Linked DNA regions of Homo sapiens: regions 1 and 2 are each linked to region 3. A link is a contact called in ENCODE Hi-C or POLR2A ChIA-PET data. All regions are on one chromosome and are shown on one strand. Each heading gives the region's core, a stretch centred on a gene start or an enhancer-like site at or near the end of the contact. The rest is flanking DNA. Distances are from core to core; before and after follow the strand shown. Region 1 holds the start of HTD2 (hydroxyacyl-thioester dehydratase type 2). Region 2 holds the start of WNT5A (Wnt family member 5A). Region 3 holds the start of CCDC66 (coiled-coil domain containing 66).

What was found. A loop is a pair of places that touch in the nucleus more often than their neighbours do. ChIA-PET counts read pairs that join two places held with the same protein, here RNA polymerase II (POLR2A). Pooled maps may share reads with other maps.
Region 1: a pooled map shows a loop between it and region 3 (7-fold over the local background). The contact joins the promoter of HTD2 here to the promoter of CCDC66 in region 3. A Hi-C loop is called at or near these places in 8 of 50 pooled maps.
Region 2: a map of OCI-LY7 shows a loop between it and region 3 (7-fold over the local background). The contact joins the promoter of WNT5A here to the promoter of CCDC66 in region 3. A Hi-C loop is called at or near these places in 3 of 168 maps with a recorded cell type or tissue (OCI-LY7, chondrocyte and posterior cingulate gyrus) and 5 of 50 pooled maps. POLR2A ChIA-PET finds 5 or more read pairs at or near these places in 1 of 52 experiments (AG04449).

What each region holds. Positions count from the first base shown.
Region 1 is chr3:58,305,261-58,307,960 of GRCh38, reverse strand. HTD2 (hydroxyacyl-thioester dehydratase type 2) reads right to left here and starts at 1,441. Exons shown (of 5, transcript NM_001348712.2): 1 at 1,310-1,441. RPP14 (ribonuclease P/MRP subunit p14) reads right to left here and starts at 1,716. Exons shown (of 6, transcript NM_007042.6): 1 at 1,544-1,716. RefSeq lists enhancers at 1,151-1,280, 1,401-1,660, 1,851-1,930.
Region 2 is chr3:55,485,994-55,488,796 of GRCh38, reverse strand. It overlaps WNT5A (Wnt family member 5A), which reads left to right and starts at 1,491. Exons shown (of 5, transcript NM_003392.7): 1 at 1,491-1,817. The coding sequence starts at 1,812. It overlaps WNT5A-AS1 (WNT5A antisense RNA 1), which reads right to left and starts at 1,179. Exons shown (of 2, transcript NR_046656.1): 1 at 918-1,179; 2 at 489-807.
Region 3 is chr3:56,555,725-56,558,558 of GRCh38, reverse strand. CCDC66 (coiled-coil domain containing 66) reads right to left here and starts at 1,384. Exons shown (of 18, transcript NM_001141947.3): 1 at 1,306-1,384. The coding sequence starts at 1,316. RefSeq lists enhancers at 969-1,128, 597-1,268, 1,269-1,941.

The sequences.
Region 1 (2,700 bases), core at 192-2,691, 1.7 Mb before region 3:
CAGTGGTGATGGCTGCACAGCGTTGTGAATGTACTCAATGCTACTTACGATAAATTTTATGTCACGTATTTTTTGCAATTAAAAAAAAAAAAAAAGACTTACAAATGACAGCACTGCCCTCTGCAGGCTGTTCTGACATTAAAGGAGAGGATACCTGGGAAATTATTTTGTACAGACTGGTATTAAATATATTCACCAGGCTCTCCACAGATGTGGGCTCACGAAGTTACTGTCATCGTCATCTTTAAAGTCAGTCTTGTTGTTTGTTTTGAGATGGAGTCTCACTCTGTCGCCCAGGCTGGAGTGCTTTGGGTCGAAGCAATTCTCGCTCCTCAGTCTCCTGAGTAGCTGGGATTACAGGCGTACGTCATCACGCCCAGCTAACTTTTGTATTTTTAGTACAAATGGGGTTTCGCCATGTTGGCCCAGGCTGGTCTCGAACTCCTGGCGTCAAGTGATCCGCCGACCTCGGCCCCCTCAAAGTGCTGGGATTACAGGCATGAGCCACCGCGCCCGGCCTAGAGTCAGCCTTTTTTAGTGGCTGCGCAGGGATGCTCCTAATCTGACCTATTAGTAATAAATCTGATTCTCCCTACTCCCCCGCTTCTCCATCCCTACGGCGGCCAGTGAGTCTATTAACATCTACTCAAGCTACATCATTCCTCTGCTCAAAATCTTGCTATGGTTCCCGTTTTATCCAGAGTAAGGCCAAAGTCCTTAGAGCAGCCTGCAAGGCTCTGCCTCACCTGCAGGACTGCTCCCTCTACACCTCTGACTTCATGTCCTGCCATTCTCCCTCCGCTCAATCCCCGCCACCACACAGGCCTAGCCTAGCTCTTTCTCACGCGCCAGTCTCGCTCCCACCGCTGGGCCTCGGCTCTAGCTTTTCCCCATGCTGGGAAAGATCTTCCTCCAGGCAGCCACCGGACTCACACCCTTGCCCCCTTCCTGGCTTAGCTCAAATCTCAATCGGGTTGGCCCAGTGCCCTTCTCGGCTAACACCGCACCCCACCCCCATGCCCCGTCCCTGCTTTCTTCTTCGTAGCATTTGCCTTTTTCTATGACAATTATGTAACTCGTTTATCTTTATCTGTACTTCCCCTCCCCACCCCAACAAAAGTCCACTCCAAGAATCTTGCTATCTTGTTCACTGCTGTTTCCCAAGGCCCTAAAACACTGGGTCGTGCACAGTGGGCGTGCGACGTACAATTTTTGGACTAAATCAATCACTTTAAAAAGCTCAATATCCTTACTGCTGAGCACTTGGGTGGCTTTCAATATTTTTCAACAACCACTATTTAGCGCTCACCTCGCGCCGGGCGCATGGAGAGCGCTCAGGACACGGTCCCGAAGTCTCGCCCGGGCCTCTCGGCCACGTTCTGCGGCCGAGACCCTACGCGGCGCCGTACAGAGGCCCTCAGCGCCCGGGGTCGGAGAGGACAAGCTACCCAAGGCGCACCGCCCGCCCCGCGCATGCGCCCGGGTCGCGGCCAACTGAGACGGCTCCCAGACAACCGCCGCTCTTTGGAAGGCTTCCACCTACCCACTCTTCGTCGGACTAGCCTGACGCCTGACCAGACTCCTATTCGCCGCAAGGACCCGCCAAGGCTTGGGGCTCCCCGGCAGCAGCCACAGCTGGGCCCGAGAAACTCCTGGTGTCTTTACGTTTGGCTTCTCCTCGTCCCGCCCCACGAAGCGTGACGCCCAGGCGGATATGACGTCACCACGCGGCGTCGTCCTAAGGACCCAGGCGCGAATCCTGATCCGGAGCTGAGAGCGGCCGAGCTCAGCGCCCTCTGGTGTCCACTCCGGGAAAGCCGTGTGTGCAATTTGCTTGGGGTGCGGTTTAGGGCGGGTTTTTTCCGCCTTGGACGGTGCTTCATAGTTATCCATTTCTTCATGCATTCATTCATTCATTCAACAATTTTTTCGTTGTTTTTTTGAGACAGTTTCACTCTGTCGCCCAGGCTGGAGTGCACTGGCGCGATCTGGCTTACTGCTACCTCCGCCTCCAGGGCTCAAGCGATTCTCCCACCTCAGCCTCCTGAGTAGCTAGGACTACAGGTATGCTCCACCATGCCTGGCTAATTTTTGTATTTTTAGTAGAGACGGGGTTTCACCATGTTGGCCAGGCTGGTCTCGAACTCCTCGCCTCAAGTGATCTGCCCACCTTGGCCTCCCAAAGTGCTGGGATTACAGACGTGAGCAACTGCGCCCGAGTCATTCTACACATTTTTTTCATTATATTATAATTTATTTATTGAGATGGAGTCTCGCTCTGTCGCCCAGGCTGGAGTGCAGTGGCGCCATCTTGGCTCACTGCACCCTCCGCCTCCCTTCAAGTGATTCTTCTGCCTCAGCCTCCCAAGTAGCTGGGACTACAGGCATGCACCACCATGCCCAGCTAATTTTTGTATTTTTAGTCGAGACGAGGTTTCACCATGTTGGCCAGCATGGTCTCAATCTCTTGACCTCGTGATCTGTCCACCTCGGCCTCCCAAAGTGTTGGGATTACAGGCGTGAGCCACCGCGCCTGGCCTAATTTTTGTATTTTTAGTAGAGACAGGGTTTCACTATGTTAGCCAAGCAGGTCTCAAACTCCTGACTTCAGGCAATCCACCCACCTCGCCTCCCAAAGTGTTGGGATTACAGACGTGAGCCACCGCGCCCAGCCTACAAAATTATATCTAGCATCTCCTC
Region 2 (2,803 bases), core at 242-2,741, 1.1 Mb after region 3:
CGCGGGCGAGCCAAGGGGTCCAGGCGGGGAAGTTGGGGTTCAGCCTCCCGCCGGTCGGTGGCTCTGGAAGGAGCGCAGACAACCAGGCGGCAGGCAGGCAGCGGCTGCGGAGTGGACCTCTCTCTTTCAGCAGATGCCGCGGGGGATGGGGAACTTAGAGAAGGGGAGACAAGGAGAGTGTACCCCGCCTCCCGGCACCCCAGCCCGTAGTACGGCTTTAAAATCCTGCAGAGTTTGTCATAGGCCGGCCTCACCACGCATGCGCATAGCAAAGTTGAGTTTTTTCTTTCTTCCCCCCCCTTCCCTCTCTCTTTCCAGCCGCCCCTAGTTCTGAAACTTTAAAGAACTTTTTTCTTTCTTTCTTTCTTTCTTTTTTTTTTTTTCTTCCTTCTGAGAACACCAGGGGAAAGAGGAGTCTGGAGAGAGGGAGGGAGAGAGTAAGGCAGTTGGCCAGAAGGGCTGGGGGGTGGGAGGGGGGGACGCGTCCCCGCGGTCGGTCAGTCTGTTTGCGGGGCACAGGATCGCGTGGAAATCTGCTGCGAGCTCCACGGAGCCGCCTCCGCCGCCCAGAGCCGGGGTCCGTGCGGCAGCTGCCCAGCGAGCCCTTCCGCCGCCGCCGTTGTGCCCGGGACCGCCCGCCTCCCGCCGGCCCGCTCTCCCGCCCCTCGGACCCGGGCGCCAAACGAGGAGGTGGGCAGCTTCGCCGGCCATGGACCGCCGGAGCTGAGTCGCCGCCGCGGAGCTCCGAGCTCTCGCCCTTCCCCAGCCTCGCGCCCGCGGTGCACTCGCTGCTCTTCGCCCTTCGCCCTGGAAAAACGGGGAAAAGAGAGATCAACCCGAAGAGAGAAAGAACGGGATACGTGGTGGGGGGGGGGAGCCCGCGTCTCCCCTGGGTTAGTCGCACCCCTCCAGCTCACCGCACAGCAATAAGTTCCGGGGCGACTTTCACCTATTTTGCTCCCCGTTTTTGCCGAACCCTAAAATGAAAGGACACAATTTGGGGCTGACTCTTGCAGCTCAGATGGCGACTTGTGCGTTTTCAGCGGCATCTCCCGGAGAAAAAGCCATGCGCGCCTGATTGTTCTGTGGCCCCAAAGCTGCAGCGGGGGTGTGTGTGTTGGGGTGTGTGTCTGTGTGTGTACAGAGACGTCCACACTAACTCGCGGCTGCAGGATCAGCGTCTGGAAGCAGACGTTTCGGCTACAGACCCAGAGAGGAGGAGCTGGAGATCAGGAGGCGTGAGCCGCCAAGAGTTTGCAGAATCTGTGGTGTGAATGAACTGGGGGCACCTGGGCGCACAGATCGCCCCCCTTCCCCCGCCCCGGGCCACAGTTGAGTAGTGGTACATTTTTTTCACCCTCTTGTGAAGAATTTCTTTTTATTATTATTTGTCGTAAGGTCTTTTGCACAATCACGCCCACATTTGGGGTTGGAAAGCCCTAATTACCGCCGTCGCTGATGGACGTTGGAAACGGAGCGCCTCTCCGTGGAACAGTTGCCTGCGCGCCCTCGCCGGACCGGCGGCTCCCTAGTTGCGCCCCGACCAGGCCCTGCCCTTGCTGCCGGCTCGCGCGCGTCCGCGCCCCCTCCATTCCTGGGCGCATCCCAGCTCTGCCCCAACTCGGGAGTCCAGGCCCGGGCGCCAGTGCCCGCTTCAGCTCCGGTTCACTGCGCCCGCCGGACGCGCGCCGGAGGACTCCGCAGCCCTGCTCCTGACCGTCCCCCCAGGCTTAACCCGGTCGCTCCGCTCGGATTCCTCGGCTGCGCTCGCTCGGGTGGCGACTTCCTCCCCGCGCCCCCTCCCCCTCGCCATGAAGGTAGGTGTTCAGTGCGCTGCCACTTTTTTTCTTTACTTCCCCCCACCCCCTGTTGGAAGTTAACTGAGTTCCCTTCGCCTCTTCCTATCCCTCCATTTCCCCAACCGCCTGAAGAAGCTGGAACTCCAGCGTCGCTGGCAGGAACCCCTACCCCTTCGCCCTCCACGCCGGGCGCACTGCCTCAGTGTCCCAGGAGATCACTTCTGGTCGCACCACCCGTTCTGCAAACAATTTTGATTTTTGAGAAAAAGTGGGGAAGAGCGATAGTAGACAAACTGAGTGCGGTTCACTGACGACTTTCCTTTTGCTCTGAGAACATCGAGTGTAATTTACTATGTATATTTCAGTAACAGGATAATGATTCAATTCAACAAATATTTACCAAGCGCCCACTGCGCGGGCACCGGGACGGTGTGTGGCCGGGGCTCGGGATGGGGAAAGGGACTCCTTGGTTGAGAGAACCCGCAGAGGAACTAGGGGCCAACTACTCCAGAGCGGCGTACACCTTCCCCGACACCCCCCCGCACCGACGGAGGCCAGATTGTAGGCTTGCCTTGGCCGAGTAACTCGAGCGCTTCAGGCCCCTTTGCCTTTAAGAGTGCCTGGCGGGGGGCCAGCGCGCACCCCGGCGCGGGGAGCGGGGTCGCGTTATTAGCATTATTAGCCGCCACTGGGTGAGCTCAGGCACTTTGCAGCAGTGGTGGGGGCGGGGAGTTGTGGTGGTAGTGGCTGTAATCCCGTACTCCGGGACAGCGCTCCCCGGCCCCCTGAGCGGAGTCCGCCTTGTCCTTTAGAAAACACTTGGGCCTCCGCTTTGGGAGAGCAGGCGGGGGCCAGTTTGCGAACTCTTGTTTGTTTTAATTGTCAGTTGTATGTTAAAGCCGAATCACACACTCCGAGGGTCACTGAGAGTTCACTTTTACGAAAAGTTAACGTTTCTTCCTGCAACATAAGTTTTTATTTTCTAAACAATTTTTCTTATCTGT
Region 3 (2,834 bases), core at 135-2,634:
TTTTTTAATAATGCTGTTACCAAAACTCCTCACATAAGTTAAAGGAACAAGATATATTTAACCGCCATTCATTAGTTTCATAATGAACTCATGACTAAAACATTCTATGGAGTGCTGGAGCATCGATATGACTACTAACAATGCCATCAAGGTTAGTAACTGCTTGAGCAAAGAGTACCACTTTCAATATTTCAAATAATACATAGTGATATTTAGTATGGTGCTTTATACGTGCATATCAGAAGCAAAGGCATAAAGTAACAGTAGCCACTGCCAACAAAACTTGAACGTCTGTTAAGGTCCTAAAACTCCACTGAGAACAAAAATGGCAGCCCATACATACAGTCCATAATTCAGAGAGAGAAAATTAAATCCAGCAAGCCAGTCAAGGGAGAGAGAGGCTGGGAAAGGTCTGATTAGGAATGCGAAATTTGCGGTGTTGCTCAGGTAGGGGAAATCAAATTACCTCACCTTAACTATTAAAGGTAAAACACTGGAAAGAATAGGTTTTACGGCTTTCCTTATTGTAGGGTTATGAACAGTTCGTGTTTATGTTGGTGAAACGTCACCAAGAAAGAAAAGAGCTTCAATGGTAAAGTACCTTCAATGACGCACTGCACTGTAATCTCCTTAAGGGACACACTATCTTATTTATTTCCATATCCCCAGATTCTAAAACATAATAACATTTGCTGAACGATGTGTAGTTAGGTCTGAGTTTGGTGGCTTCTCATCTTCTCAAAATATCAAACTTGCGAGTGATGAAGACCATGCACCAGCCCTTTTTATTTATTCACCCCTACTTAAGGAGCGCCTACTAGGTGTTAGGCACTGGTACTACATCGATTTCTTGAGAAGCCTGGTTCCCCGCCTCGTGGGCCTAAAACGAATTTGGGCGTTTCAACATTCTGCAAGACTCCAAAAACAAGGTGGCGAAGAACCCGGGGCATGGGCCAGGAGTCCTCCCCAGGAGCCGCCACGCTTCCTCTAACTGTCTCGTCATTTCTCTCCTTTCCTCCTCACCTCTCTTCCCTCCTCATCCTGAGGTAAATAAGGGACCGAAAGGGGATCACTGGCAGTTTTAATGCTAGTCATTAAGTGAAAACGTAAGGTCTGTGGAGTCGCTAAGGGCCGACCCATCTGCCTCGATCTTCTACCCGAGAACTGGGCTCTGCCCCTCTCGGCGGCGCAGGTTGGGAACGTTCTCCAGTAAAGACTCCAAGGGACAACCCAGACACACATGCCTCCCTCTCCGCTGACGACCACCTTGCTTACCCCAGCTTACCCCAGCTTACCCCTGCTTACCCCAAGTTCATGGCCTGACCTCGCACTCTCTCCACAGAACGCTCAAGCCCCTTGTGTACGTCGGTTGCCGCCGCCGCTCAGCAAGCGCTACGCCAATTGGATATAGGGGTGCCGGCGAGCTGAGCAAGTGGACCAATCAGGGTGGGGCATGCTGGCGGGTGCGCTGAGCTGGGCCGGGGCTCCCGCGGGGACGGTTGCGTATGCCGTTTGTTCCCCTTTTGTGCCCCGTTTGTGCCGTTTGTTCCCCTACGCACAGCGGAATTTGGCCTGACCCGGCTTATGAGTCTAAAGCTTCGGTGGCGGAGACCTGCGCTTCTCGCAATTGTAGCCTTCCAAAGCGCGTACACAGACACACACACACACACACACACACACACACACACACACACACACACACACACACACACACACCTTTTTGGGGTCACCATTTGCAAGTAAGTTACAGACATTGTAACACTTAACCCTTTAACATTGCAGACATTGTAACACTTAACCCTTTAACATTGCAGCATGTATCTCCTAAGAATAGATGTTCTGCTACATAACCGCAGTACAATTATTATACCTAAGATCATTAATTTCATAATAATTCTCTTCCCGATTTAATTTCCCCCACTTGTCCTAAGAATATCTTATAGGCATTTTATTTAGAAAGCAAGAGCCAATCGCGCCACTGCATTCCAGCAGCTTGGGCGACAGAGTGAGACTCCGTCTCAAAAAAAAAAAAAAAAAATGCAAGAGCCGATCAAGGATCACACATTACATTTGGTTGTTAAGTATCTTTGCACACACTCTTTCCAGACAAAAACAATGAAAGGTATTAATTATTAAATGCCTGACAAACCTTTACTTTTTTATTTTTTATTGTTGTAATATGTGTGTTAAAATTTGCTATTTTTAGCCATTTTCAAGTGACAATTCCATGATACAATGTTGTGGAATACGCCAGTATATTTTTCCAAAAGCTTTTTAGTACCCCCAAATAAAAATTCTGTACCCATTAAGCAACAACTTCCCATTTTCCTCTCCCCTCAATCCTAAGAAACCTCTAATCTTATTTCTGTCTCTAGGAATTTGCCTATTATAGATACTTCATGTCATAAAAGTGGAATCATACAATATTTGTCCTTTTGTGTCTTCTCTCAAGTAACATAATGTATTCAAGGTGCATCCATGTTGTAGGATGTATCAGAGCTTCATATCTGTTTATGATTGAATAGTATTCCATTCTATGTATATATATACCACAATTCGTTTACTCATTCATCCATTAATAGACATTTGGGTTGTTTCCATCTTTTAGTTATTGTGAATAATGCTGTAGTGAACACTGATGTACAAGTATCTGTTTGAATCCCTATTTTCAATTTTCTTGGTATACACCTAAGAGTGGAATTACTGGGTCACATGGTAATTCTATGGTTAACTTTTCGAGAAACTGCCAAACTGTTTTCATAACAGTTGCAGCATCTTACATTTCTGCCAGCAATGTATATGAGGTTCTAATTTCTTCACCCCAACACTTGCTT